2 separate regions of the Homo sapiens genome follow, and region 2 is linked to region 1. Evidence: read pairs that join two places in POLR2A ChIA-PET (ENCODE). Cell type or tissue: PC-9. All regions are shown on one strand. Each heading gives the region's core, and the rest is flanking DNA. Links, peaks and the distances in the headings are about the cores only. Region 1 overlaps CTNND1 (catenin delta 1). Region 2 has its middle 12 kb from the start of PRG2.

Region 1 (6,811 bases), core at 808-5,807:
GAGCATGCATGACGCACACACAGGACTGGTCTAACAAGTCCTGATCTCTCAGGCCAGGCCGCCTCCTTCTCCTCCCCCATTATCCATGTGCCTCTCCAAGGCCCTCCACTGGGACAGTTCACACTGAGTTTTCTCTAATCCTGAGAAGAGACTGAGTTACTTACCTGGATCCCTGTGCAACCTTGCCAAAGACACCTCACCTAGCCTTAAAAGGAGAAAGCAGGGCTTTAGGGAGAGGCCGATAAGGAAACAAAGATAAGAGGGAGGGGCAAAAAAACAGAGGAAGGTGTTAGACTAAAGGAAGGGGAGAGGCCAAATGCCTTTCTCCTTCCTACAAGAGGAGAGAGATCAGGTACACTATGAAAAATAAGAAAAAGCCTCATTGAAATGCAAAGGTATTGATTAGGTCTCATGTCATAAAAGAGAAATCCTAAAATTAACTAAGACACCTTATATCCTTCCATACCCTAGACTCGGAAAAAAAAAATATTCATGGAAAAGCTTAACCTTAGAGTTTACTAGGGGTCACCCAACTGTTTGAGCTCACATTCCTTTTTTAAAATAGCAGCTTCTCGGCCAGGTGCGGTTGCTCACGCCTGTAATCCCAGCACTTTGGGAGGCTGAGGCGGGTGGATCACCAGGTCAGGAGTTTGAGACTAGCCTGGTCAACATGGTGAAACGCTGTCTCTGCTGAAAATACAAAAATTAGCCTGGCGTGGTGGCAGATGCCTGTAATCCTAGCTACCCGGGAGGCTGAGGCAGGAGAATCGCTTGAACCCAGGAGGTGGAGGTTGCAGTGAGCAGAGATTGCGCCATTGCACTCCAGCCTGGGCAATAAGAGTGAAACTCCATCTTGAAAAAGAAAGAAAGAAAGAAAATAGCAGCTTCTCACCAAACTTTCAATCTATGGCATTCCCCCACCTCTTTGCCCATCATTTGAAAATAACTTGGAAAAGGTGGAAGCATGTAATTGAGCCAGATTTACACAGTCCCAATTCCTCAAAACCCTGAAAAGACCAATAAGGCATTCTTTTCATCAAGTTTGGAGTATGTCTTCCTTTTGAGATAAGCAACAGGGAGACAGAGCATGTCAATCTATAAATAAATCAATCAGAAGTGTTAAGGTCCTTTCTTGGCTTTAGGACAGATAGCAGGAGGAAATGTTTCTCCTTATCTGAAAGAAGAAAATCCCATCTTGAAGGGGAAGAAAGTTGTGCATTATTGCTCTTCCCCTTGAAGTTATCATATAATCCTTTCAACACCTGCTGAGGTAATGGCCTCTTTTTATAAATAAGTATACTACCTATATACCAGAAGTATTTAGTATCTTGCCCAAGCTCATCAACTAGTAGTAAGTAGTGAAAACTCCTATTTTATTCCAAGTCCATGCTCCTTCTTGATAAAGTGGAAAGAGTATGAATTTTCTATGTTTCCTGGGGTTAAAAGTCATTCTTCGGGCCAGGAGAGGTGGTTCAAGCCTGTAATCCCAGCACTTTGGGAGGCTGAGGCAGGCAGACTGCTTGAGCTCAGGAGTTTGAGACCAGCCTGGGCAAAATGGCAAGACACCATCTCTACAAAAAATACAAAAAATTAGCTGGGGGTGGTGGCATGTGCCTGTAGTTCCAGCTACTCGGGAGGCTGAGGTGGGAGGATCACTTGAGCCTGGTGGTTCCAGGCTGCAGTCAGCCAAGATTGTGCCACTGTACTCCAGCCTCAGTGACAGAGTAAGACCCTGTCTCAAAAAAAAAAAAAAAGTCATTCTAGTTCCAATTAAGAAGTTAACCCAAAGTTGACATTTTTTTTACGGAGAGGGGAAGGAGGCAAGAGAAGGTGGAATGGAGCCAGCTAGACTTTTGGGTCTTATCTTCACTTTAAAGAACAAAACCTTACTCAATTTGGGAAGAGTAGCTTGCAGCCTACTTCAGATTTACCTTCCCTTTTATAAGAACCTAGTACTCAGGAGGAAAGGTGCTAAGAACAAAAGAGGCACTACTCTGTAAAAATTACCTACCTTACCACTGGCAAGCCTGCTCTAGAAAGCTGGCTACATGTCACATTCTCTGATCACCCCCTCAACCCTACCACAAGAAAAAAAATCCAATCCCTACTCTCATTTTTAATGTGACATCTCACTAAGCCAAAAGCAAAGATCAGAGATGGGGTGGGAAACAGAAGGAACTAGAGGCAGTAAAGATTGTGCTAGCCAGCATAAGAACAGAGAAGAAGGATTGTTCTAGTGGTATGTTAGCAATCTGCCTCTAGGGCAGCTGTCCTCCTGGACAATCAAAGGCGGGTTTGTGTGTGTGCTCAGGAACCAGCCAGCTTGGCTCAAAGTTAAGGACTCAGCCATCCAATCCACAAAGTGAGAAAAGATGCCTGTTTCACAGCTGGAATGGAAGGCAGGGAAAACACAAAACAAGAGAGAAAAGAGGGCAGAAAAGAGAGAGGGTATTACAGGTGCTATTTCAGTCTAGACATAGGGAAGAAAAATCCCAGGAAACTACCAACCATTCTCTAGTTATGATCAAACATTAGAGAATTGCTAGTAACTCTTAATACTAAGCGGGTAGGTTTCTCCTGATCTGTATGCAGTAGGGTGCCAATTGGAAGGATGAGATATAAAATGTAAAGGACCTCAGCATTACCTGTTTCCTTCTGTCCCTTTTAAACCCAACAAGGTACCTGCAACATATACAGCAAATGAACATTACTTAACATTTATTTCCTTCTAGAATTCCTTTCTTAATTAAATCCTAGAGATCCACAAAGAATAGCAGCACACACAAAACTCAGTAAGCTTCCCAGTGCTAAGAGATCAGGACCATTTATATAACTTAAGTGCTAAAACGCAAAAGGCCACAGTCAGAATTCACACTCTCTAATCCCTCGGAGTAGCTAGATGCTCCGAGACCCATTAGACACACAAAGGCTGCTCTCTTCTCAGCAGAGCTCTGTAGCAGAGCTGCTCTCCAGGGACAAAGAGATTTCACAGGAGAACCACAAAGACATCGACCCTCTCTGTTCCCCCACTCCCAGCTTTCTCACTTCCTGTCACAGTAGCACCAGACCACAGTCTCCCAGAAACAAACAAATACAAAGTGCTGGATTCTGGGCTGCAGGCCAACTGCATTCCAGGGCATCCTGTCTACCAATCACGGGCCAGAGCCCCCACTTTGCCCTGCTCAGCTCCTTATCATGTTCAGGGAAAACAACCCTCCTCTCTGCCCCAAGCCAACACTACGTAGGACAAAGCTCAGGCCTTTAAGAATCAGCAGAAAGACTGTGTGTGGATCTAAAAGTTTGAAGGGGGTGAGGGAATTTTTAAGATTCCTACTTGGCAAGTTTCTTCACTTTGGAGGCACTGCATTAGGGATTTTAAAGCTACTGATGCTGTTAATTCAGCTCAGCTACATGTGACACATCCCATTATGGCAATTTGATTACCAATCTGGATTCAGTCAATGGAATATTCCCATTTGGAGAACTACTTTAGGAACTTCACCTTCCCTATCATCCACCTCTGTTTTCAGCCTTTCAAACTTTCTCCCTACAAGCATAGAGTTGATTACTAAGACAGGCTCCACAGAGAACAAACAAAGGCAGCGGACTCCACCCTACAAAGAGGCAGTTTAATCAGGTGCTGGGAGCAAAGTTCCCCGTTTCCCTAGAGAATGAGAGGACAACCACTAGGAATTGCACAGAAGCCAAATCCTGGCGGCAAAGAGGTCAAGACAGCAACATCAGCTTTTCCTGCTCACAACCCCCTGAAGTGGGTCAGGGGCTGTAAATTTGGAGCCTAGTCAGAAAAGAAAGCCTCCTCTCCTAATAAAGGTCCTCCACTAACTGCAAGAATGAGATAAATGATACATTTTTCTATTATCTTGTACAACCCATTGGAAATTAGCCCTAAATCACAGAAGCAAAAATGCAAACAGAGGTTAAGCTCTATTAGCTAGAGATTCTTGAAATCCAAAGAAGCAACACCCTTTGCCCAAAGGGCTCAATTCCCTTTGCATAAAATGAGCAAGATGCTCAGCAGAGTCCTCCAACCAGAGGGGCACACCAGGAACTAACTGGTAATATGCTATCACTTCTTGTCTTGTCTTCTCCCTTTATTTTTCCTAGATTCCTTTCATCTTCTTAGATCTGCTAGAAGTAGTATGGGCCGAACCCTGGTCTAAAGCAGCACATGATACAAAGGAACTAAGTCTAAACAGACAACTTAGAAGGATTTAGTCCTTGGCCTGGCACAGTGGCTCAAGCCTGTAATCCCAGCACTTTGGGAGGCCGAAGCAGGCAAACCACTGGAGGTCAGGAGTTCGAGACCAGGCTGGCCAACATGGTGAAACCCCATCTCTACTAAAAATAAAAAAATTTGCCGGGCATGGTGGAGCACACCTGTAATCCAAGCTACTCCAGGTGGCTAAGGCAGGGGAATCACTTGAGCCCGGGAGGCAGAGGTTGCAGTGAGCTGAGATCATGCCACTACACTCCAGCCTGGGTGACCAAAAAAAGAAGGATTTAGTCCTTATCTGGATCTGGTATGACCAGGTGGCAAGGGTAGGGCAGTAATATACACAATAGCCATTCTAGGGTTGAATAGAAAAGAATATTTAGCAACACTATGGAACTTCAGCAGCAGAGCCCAGCCATTGCAAACTCTATCACTGAAGCATACACAAAAAAAGTTAACAGTCTCTTACTTGGCATGGTATCAGACTAACTCCCTTTATCTCTCAAGAATACTGAACAATTAGTTATGACTGTTAGTATTCTTATCCAATTCTTCCTTATGCATAGCCCAGACCAAATAAATGAGTTAATTAAGTACCACGGTGTGAAGTAGATATACTAAAGTAGATAAAAATAGTAGCTTTTAGTAGGGGAGAGTTTTCTGAGATACCAAAAAAAAAGTTGTAAAAGACACACCCCAGACAGAGAACTGAACACACCCACATCAATGCTGCTAATCCAAAAGGATGCTTGGCAAGTTCTCTGCATCAAATTGAGCAGGTGAGATAGAAAAGGAGTGCTGACTCAGAAATACAGTAATCCTGGGGTGTGAGGGAGGGAAGACGACAAGTATAGCCAACTGATTACAATTCAACTTAACTTCACCAGAGGTCCCAGTTCTAATTGTATCTCAGACTCTTTGCAGACATATTTAGAAAGCCCAACTAAAGGAATAATGAATGGATATGAAGAAAGCCTCTGGAGGGCCCAAGACCTAAGCTGAATACTCAATGGGTAGGAAGGATGAATCTGTTTTGCTGTCTAACTTCCCACACCCCTCTTTCTCCAAAGCAGGCCCAATGCTGAAAGAATTACAGGGAGGCGAGGCAGAAGAATGTGACTGGGAAAGGTTTAGCTACATTCCAACTAGCCAACATCCCACATAGCATTAAGAGTGCCTGAGAATTCAAACCCACTACATAAGAGTTGCTGAGACTCTGCTAACACACATCTAATTCCTGTGCCACCAACCCCCACCCCCAAACACTCTGAAGAGTAATTGAGATAGCTTGATGAAGGCACCAGCTGTTTCCACCACCACCCTCCCTCGCTCCCTCCCCTCCTGAGACCTCAGTTCAAACTCACATCAAACACTTAATACAATTGACTGGTCAGTAGGAAGGAGAAGCCTGAACTAAAATAGCAGTAACAGTGCCAACTGGCCCCACTTAGAAGGAATGCTTTCTTGGCTCAATTCAAAAATAAGAAACCTCTGTCATCCACTCCCCTCTGCCCAATTATGTTCTCCTTTCCACAACTTACCCCGCTCCGTGTCAAATGAGTTTCAGTTTCTTCCCTCCAACTCTTTGGTGTATTTTCAAATGTCAGAAAATACAAGGGAGGTGTATATAAGGTTGAATGTAAAAGTAACGTCTGAGAGATTAGGCTTCCCAGACTAAACTCAAACCTAGTACAGGGCTCCCATATAAGAACAAGGAAACAGGAGCACACACAGCACCCATCTACATGTTTCAAGTAAGGAAAAGAGTAAACCTTAAGCGGCTATACACGAACATTAGTGGTAACACGATTACTAACATAACCAGCCCCTCCCCCACCCATATTCCAAGTTGGCCAGAGTTAACCAAGGAGGAAGGGAAGGAAGCCAGCGCTTCCTTTTCAGACAGGAAGTAACATTGGCCCTTCCTGTCCAGTTTTAAACAAATTGTCCAGCTAAATTTCAATGCTAACATCCTCTCCTGAATTTGTTCCACAATTTAAAACCACAGATACAGTCTAAAGTTTTCCCTTCCTCCCAATAGGCGAGTCCTCCATACCATGCTAAGTGTTGGCATAACCCCCAAATCAAGAGGTAACATCTTTAATTCCAAAACAATACAGGACACAGAGGTAAATCACTTCACTTCAAATTAACGACCTTCTCGTCATGTCTACTACAATAAACCATCTTCTGTACTTCTCTTGTTTTGTGTGTGTGTGTGTGTGTGTTGTTTTTTTTTTTTTTCGAGACGGGGTCTCCCTATATTGCCAAAGCTGGTGTCAAACTCCTGGGCTCAAGTCTCTCCTTAGCTTCCTAAGTAGCTGAGACCAAAGGCACAGGCCACCGTGCCTGGCTCTACTTCTCACCTTAACTAAATAACCATCCACCTGAGAAATAACATATACATGTAAGCTTAATTCAAATATTCAGGTTTTGTGATCCTCAAACGTGAATGATCAGAATCACCTAGGGAGCTTTTTGAAAAAATTAAATCCCCCCTCTACATCAGTTTCTACAGGGAAGTCTGGGAATTCATGTCTTAAAAAAAAAAAAAAACCCTCATAGGCTGGGCATGGT
Region 2 (6,811 bases), core at 1,063-6,062, 380 kb after region 1:
GTCATCTTCTCCAAAAATCATTACTCAGGCTTTCCAGCATGTCTGAGTCCCTGGCACTTGGTCACACCCTTCCTGGTGACTGGCATTTGCCTCCACATCATGACCCTCCCACCCCTTGCCTGGGCAGCATACTCCAGGAGGCAAGGTCTGTTCTCGCCTGGCTCTAATTAATCTGTGCTTACCATCCACATGGTACCAGCTAATTCTTGTTGAATGAATGATCGTTGAATGAGTGGATTCTTGTTTTGGCCTCAGAACCAATTAGAAGGAGCCAGAAAAACACATGGGGGTGGGGGAGGTGCAGTGTGGTGCAGTGGAAAAAAACCCTTCTGGAAATCTCAGCTCTGTCACTTACTTTGTCAGCTCTGTGACTTTGGATGGACCACTTCTTTGTCAGTATGGTGGGAGAAATAGACATGCCTCTCTGGGCTGTTGTAAGGATTACAAATTAGGTCGAGTGCTTGGCATGTGGTGGGTTGAACAGATCACAGCTAGCATTACAGATGATATATTAAAGCCAAAAAAAGATGCCTAATGTCCACCAGTTGGTGAACGGACAAAGGAAATGTACCATATTTGGGATATTATTTGGCAATCAAAAAAAGTACTGACACCTGCTACAACACGGATGAATCTTGAAAACATTAGACTAAGTGAAAGAAGCCAGACACAAGAAACTGCTAATGATTCCATTTAAATATGAAATATCGGGCCAGGGTGCAGTGGCTCATGCCTGTAATCCCAGCACTTTGGGATGCCAAGGTGGGCAGATCACTTGAGGCCAGGAGTTCGTGACCAGCCTGGCCAACATGGCGAAACCCCGTCTCTACTAAAAATTAGCCGAGTGTAGTGGCATGCACCTGTAATCCCAGCTACTTGGTTGGCTGAGGCACAAGAATTGGTTGAGCCTGGCAGGTGGAGGTTGCAGTGAGCCAAGATCGTGCCACTGCACTCCAGCCTGGATGACACAGTGAGGTTCCGTCTCAAAAAAAAAAAAAAAAAAGGAAAAAGAAAAAAAGAAATTTCCAGAATAGGCCAATCTGTAGAGGCAGAAAGTAGATTCATGATTGGGTAGGCCTGGGTGTGGAGGCCATGGGTAGTGATGGCTAATGGGGAAGGGGTTTCTTTTGGGGTGATGAAAATGGGTGGACTTATGGTATGTTAATTATACCTCAATAAAACTGTTATTTAAAGGAAGAAAAGATGCCTGGATTCCCCAGGAAGTGTACAGTAGACTTCTGTGAGAATCAGAAATGATTTCTGGGGAAGATGGGCGAGAGGAGAGTAAGTGGGAGAAGTGACCACGTGCGCAACTCTCATCGTTCTGCCCTGAGAGCCTTCCTCCTGCAACTTTATTTATTTATTTATTTTGAAACAGGTTCTCACTCTGTTACCCTGGCTGGAGTGCAGTGGTGTGATCTCAGCTCACTGCAGCCTCGACCTGCCAGGCTCAAGCAATCCTCCTGTTTGAGCTCCTGAGTAGCTGGGACTACAGGCGCATGCCACCACATCTGGCTAATCTTTTATTTATTTATTTATTTATTTATAGAGATTGGGGAGTCTCACTCTGTTGCTCAGGCTGGTGTCAAACGCCTGGACTCAAGTGATCCTCCCACCTTGGCCTCCCAAAGTGTTGGGATTATGGGTGTGAGCCACTGTACCTGGCACCTCCTGCAACTTCTTCCTCAAGTGGAACCAATGAGGAAGCAAGCAACTCAGAGCTTTCACAAGTTTTGATTTCAATCAGCAACGGGCTTCCAATGCAACCCTTCTCTCCTGTAACCAGCCTCAGTAGAGAGGAACTGGAGGTGAATTGGCCCCCATCACACCCCCACAGTGCCAAGCTGGGCCCTTCCATCAGGGGGAGAACACATGCCGTGTAAGGGACAGCCAACAGCATAAAATAGGAATTGTGTGATGATCCCTTTTAAGCCTATTCAGCCCAGGGAAGTGCATATGATCAGCCCCATTTCATAGATGAAGAAAGTCAGGTTCACCCATTAGCACATTGTGGGGCTGGTATTTAAACCAGGTCTGTCTGGCTCCCAAGGTCACATTCATTTAGACATTACCTTTACTTTACATTTCTTCTTCTTTTCTTCTTCTTCTTCTTCTTCTTCTTCTTCTTCTTCTTCTTCTTCTTCTTCTTCTTCTTCTTCTTCTTCTTCTTCTTCTTCTTCTTCTTCTTCTTCTTCCTCTTCTTCCTCTTCTTCCTCTTCTTCCTCTTCTTCCTCTTCTTTTCTTCTTCCTCTTCTTCCTCTTCTTCCTCTTCTTCTTCTTCTTCTTCTTCTTCTTCTTCCTCTTCTTCTTTCTTCTTCTTCTTCTTTTTTTTTTGAGGTGGGGTCTTGCTCTATTGCCCAGGTTGAATGCAGCATCATCATACCTAAATGCAGCCTTGAACTCCTGGCCTTAAGCAATCCCCCTGCCTCGGCCTCCAAAAGTGCCAAGATTTCAGGCATGAGCCACCATGCCCAGCCTGCATTTATTCTCTTGTAAGAAAGATATCATTTAAAACAGACGAGAAAATAAAGAGGGACATGAAAAAGACGCATCACCATTAATTGGACCACTCAGAGATAATCATGGTTAACATGTTGGTATGTTCCCTCCCGTCATTTGACTGGATGTATGTGATAATTTAAATGATCTCATAAGCTTTTCCTTATGTAATCAAATAGTAGCCAAAAACATGATTTTAAATGGCTGCTCACAACCCCATCTCGTGGTTCTGCCACGCCTTGTTTATCCCCATCCACCCCCTACTCCCTTTCCCCTTCCCTGCCTGTGTGGGGGTCCTAGATGACGGTGAGCCAGAGGGCAGCCTTGGTCAGCAGATTGGAGAGTGCAAATAATAAAAACACTCAGAAGGCGAGCTGTTGTCAAGTGGGCTTATCACAAAAGAGCACCTTGGGATATTCCAGAGAATGACCTCATACCCGCTAATCACTATCCATAATCTGGTGCTAACTGTACTTTAGCTGAAGGTGCTGGCAGGTCCTGCCCAGGTGCTGCTAAGAACACTTCTATTCTGTGAGAATCAGAGATGATTTCTAGGGAAAATGGGCGAGAGGGAGTAAGCAGGAGAAACAACCCACAGGCACAGCTCTCATCTTTCTGCCCTGAGAGCCTTCCTCCTGCCACGTGGTTTTGTTTGTTTGTTTGTTTGTTTGTTTCAGATAGGGTCTCACTCTGTCACCCAGGCTGGAGTGTAGTGGCAAGATCATGGCTCACTGAAGCCTCGACCTCCCAGGCTCAAGCAGTCCTCCCCAAATTCAAAGCTTGGAGTGATGGTCCCAGTGGTTATGTCTAGGAGCCCTTTTTCCTGCCAGCCCCTCAGGGGATTGATGACTCTCAAATGCTTCAGGTGTGACATGGGCACAGCAGTGAGTCATTCCTCTGACATTCTTTGGGAAGAACATTTTCCATCCAGGCTTCCAGGCATAAGATCCAGTCCTCTGGTGATAAGGAGTTCACAGACAGGACAATGTCTGAGTGTATCTTAAACCCAGGACCATGGCTTGTGTTCACACCAGACCCTCCAGGGATTTTGAGGTGTTTTGTTTGTTTGTTTGTTTGTTTGTTTGTTTTTTGAGACAGAGTCTCTCTCTGTCGCCAGGCTGGAGTGCAGTGGCACGATCTCAGCTCACTGCAACCTTCGCCTCCCGGTTCAAGCGATTCTCCTGTCTCAGCCTCCTGAGTAGCTGGGACTACAGGTGTGCACCACCACACCCGGCTAATTTTTGTATTTTTAATAGAGACTGTGTTTCACCATGTTGGACAGGATGGTCTTGATCTCTTGACCTCGTGATCCTCCCGCCTCGGCCTCCCAAAATACTGGGATTACAGGCATGAGCCACCGTGGCCCGCCCAATTTTGAGTTTTTATGTTCTAATCCCAAACATCTGCTCACAGGCCCCTCAGCATATTCTTTCCTGGGTCCAGTGTCACCTCCCAGGCCTGCAGGCTGGCTAGAGCAGTAGGGTGTGTGGGAAAGCTCTGGGCTTTGCAGGCACTGATCAGCTGTGTGACCTTAACCACCCTGAACCTCAGTTTCCTCACCTGTAATGGAAATAGGTACCACGGCAGTTTGTTGCAAGGACTAGAGAGTAACCTTGGGAATAAAAGGTAGCAGCAGCTTGGGCTCTGGAGATGGACTGTCCAAGACCAACTTCCAGTTCCTCCCCACACAAGCTCTGGCACTTAGATTCCTGGTACCTCCGCTGCTTCATCTGTAAAATGGAGTAACAATAGGAATACTTTATAGAGTTGTAAGGATTGAGTGGCTGGATGAACGTCAAGCACTTCAAAGGGGACCTGGCATGTAGTGAGTGATCAATATAAACCACCTGGCTTGTAGCAGGTGTGCTGTGTGTGGCTGCAGGTGTTATTAGTAACATCTGTGTGCCCTTCAGAGCGTGCACCACACTTCACACCTTGTGGAGTCTGGAATGCCACTATTATAGTTCAGGATAGAAAACCTCCCTGCAAGCACTCGCTTTAGCTTGTCTCCACCGAACAAAACAACACAAGTTCTTTATTACTTGGAATGGGAAAACTTCAAAGGCAAAAAAAAAAAAAGACTTTCGAGTTACCCCAAATCTTAAGCCAAAGTCAATGAAAAATATCAATCTTCATATTCAATTTTTGCGATACTTTTGTCTCCCCAGCAGTCAATGGAGAGAATCCAAGCACACAGAAATGTCAATTACCAGGGGCAGGGCTATGAATTCCTTTCAGAGCCCTGGGCTGGGGAAGAGTGCAGGCAGACAGATCTGGGTCCTGTTATCACGTTCTTAGATTGGGTGTCCTTGTAGGAGTCATGAAGCATCTTAGTGCCTTTGTTTGCTACCTATAATGCCTACCTCAGAGAGTAATAAGGATAAGTAAGGCTCTACGTGAAAAGTGCTCGGCCCTGGCACATAGTAGGTCCTTCATTAATGGCAGCTACTAATTTTTATTACATACGCAAAATCACATTACAGGTCAAGTACGCTACATGACAGTGAAACAGTTTTTTTGTTTGTTTGTTTTGAGACAGAGTCTCGCTCTGTCACCCAGGCTGGAGTGCAGTGGCACGATCTTGGCTCACCGCAACTTCTGCCTTCAAGCAATTCTCCTGTCTCAGCCTCCCGAGTAGCTGGGATTACAGGCATGTGCCACCACGCCAGCTAATTTTTTTTGGTATTTTTAGTAGAGACGGGGTTTCACCATATTGGCCAGACTGGTCTCAAACTCCTGACCTTGTGATCTGCCCAACTCAGACTCCCAAAGTGCTGGGATTACTGGCATGAGCCACCGCACCTGGCTGTGAAACAGTTTTATTGTGTTTCTGTGGAATGTGTCCTACCCAACCTATAGCTAACTCCTATAGTTCCCTCAGTTCTCAGCTCAGATATCCCTTCCTTTCTGTACTGTTACCTAGTACTGGTTTTCATAGCACCAGGTACCTCTCTGGCATAGAGCTTGTCACAGTTGCAGTTTAATGTACCATCATAGGATTTTAAAAATATTCAGTTGTGTCTTCCATTAGGCTTTCATTTGGGAACTCCACGCAGGCAGCAGCTGTATATTTTGTATTGCCTACTGTATCCTGAGAACTTTGTACCCTACTTAGCACAGAATGGAGGCTCAGTAAATACTGGACATGAGAGAGAGAGAGAGAGAGAGAGGAGAGGGAGAGAGAGAGAGAGAGATTCAACCTACAATCCCAGCTCTGAGCTTCTAGTTCCCTGATGGTGAGGACTGTGATGTGTCTCACACGGTAATGAGCACTTATGCAGAAGAGGCTCAGAAAATTTCTCCTCATGGCCAACGGAAGACTTAGAGTTCTTTTCCAAGCTCCACCGTTTGCTGGCATGCAAAATTTGGACTATCACTTAAGTTTTCCAAGCCTTGCTTTTTCTATCCCTAACATAGGACAATATTCAGCATTGTTGTTTGTTTGTTGGGGGCACCATGTTTCAGGCACTTAGTAGATTATTGTACCACCACATTTCAATTGGTCCTCCTCAAGCCCTGCAACATCTGTGAGGTGGTCATCCTTAACAACTCACAGATGAGCAACAGGAGACTGGGGGGATGAGGGAACTGCCAAGGAGGTCCAGCTTATGGGCAGCAGAGCCAAGAATGGAACCAGGGTCTTTTATTTTTTTATTTTTTTATTTTTATTTTTTAACCAGGGTCTTTTAACATCCGAGGACCACATTCTTTGTGCTTTCCAAATCATCACCTGCCCCATGCAACTTACAGGGTAAGTTACATTAAACAACGTATGTAAATGGCTTTGTGCTAGTTATTCACCACCACAGGGGAAGTGAGTCACGGACAAGAGTGCAGCCGCTCCATTCGGATCCTGGCTCTGACACTTACCTGGAAAATGACTTAACCATTCCCAGGATCAGCTGTTTGTCTGTAATTTAGGTAGTTTAATGGCACTTGTGTCCTAGAGTTGTTTAGAAGGTTGAATAATATGGAGCACTTAACATACTTAGCACCTAGAAACACTTCCTAAATATTAGTTGCTGCTGTTGTTATCGTTATTAAAATTTCTGCCTAAGATCTCATTTCAGGGAGCCCAACTCAATCTTTGACAAGCTTAAACAAAAATTGCTTTTCTTCATTTATTCACTTACACAGCAAACATGAATTGAGCCTGTACTGTGTTTCCAGAACTGTGCAGGACCAGAGAGGCACAGGTGAAGGAAGCAAGGCTCTGGCTCTACTGGGGAAACAGCAAGAAGATTGCTACAATGAGGTGGGAAGAGGGCTGGACTAGAGAGAAGCCCTGATTAGTGTCCTTGCTACCTTTCTC

What was found. Peaks named below come from ENCODE experiments on the same cell type or tissue, not always from the same donor. Only the 100,000 strongest peaks of a DNase experiment are listed, where the experiment ranks them.
Region 2: POLR2A ChIA-PET joins it to region 1 with 5 read pairs; 3 of 35 experiments call an interaction of 5 or more read pairs at or near these places.

Annotation. Positions count from the first base shown.
Region 1 is chr11:57,775,000-57,781,810 of GRCh38, reverse strand. All of the region lies in intron 1 of CTNND1 (catenin delta 1), which reads right to left. All of the region lies in intron 2 of TMX2-CTNND1 (TMX2-CTNND1 readthrough (NMD candidate)), which reads right to left. Among named protein-coding and RNA genes, the nearest start is that of CTNND1, 17 kb to the right of the region's middle. RefSeq lists enhancers at 1,322-2,207, 2,208-3,094 and a silencer at 3,050-3,252. In PC-9, for the core only: no CTCF peak of the experiment used is centred there; DNase peaks (open chromatin) are centred at 2,240, 3,140, 3,600 and 5,380; H3K4me3 peaks cover 4,420 bases; H3K27ac peaks cover 5,000 bases.
Region 2 is chr11:57,398,935-57,405,745 of GRCh38, reverse strand. No RefSeq gene overlaps it. Among named protein-coding and RNA genes, the nearest start is that of PRG2, 12 kb to the right of the region's middle. In PC-9, for the core only: no CTCF peak of the experiment used is centred there; a DNase peak (open chromatin) is centred at 3,375; H3K27ac peaks cover 706 bases.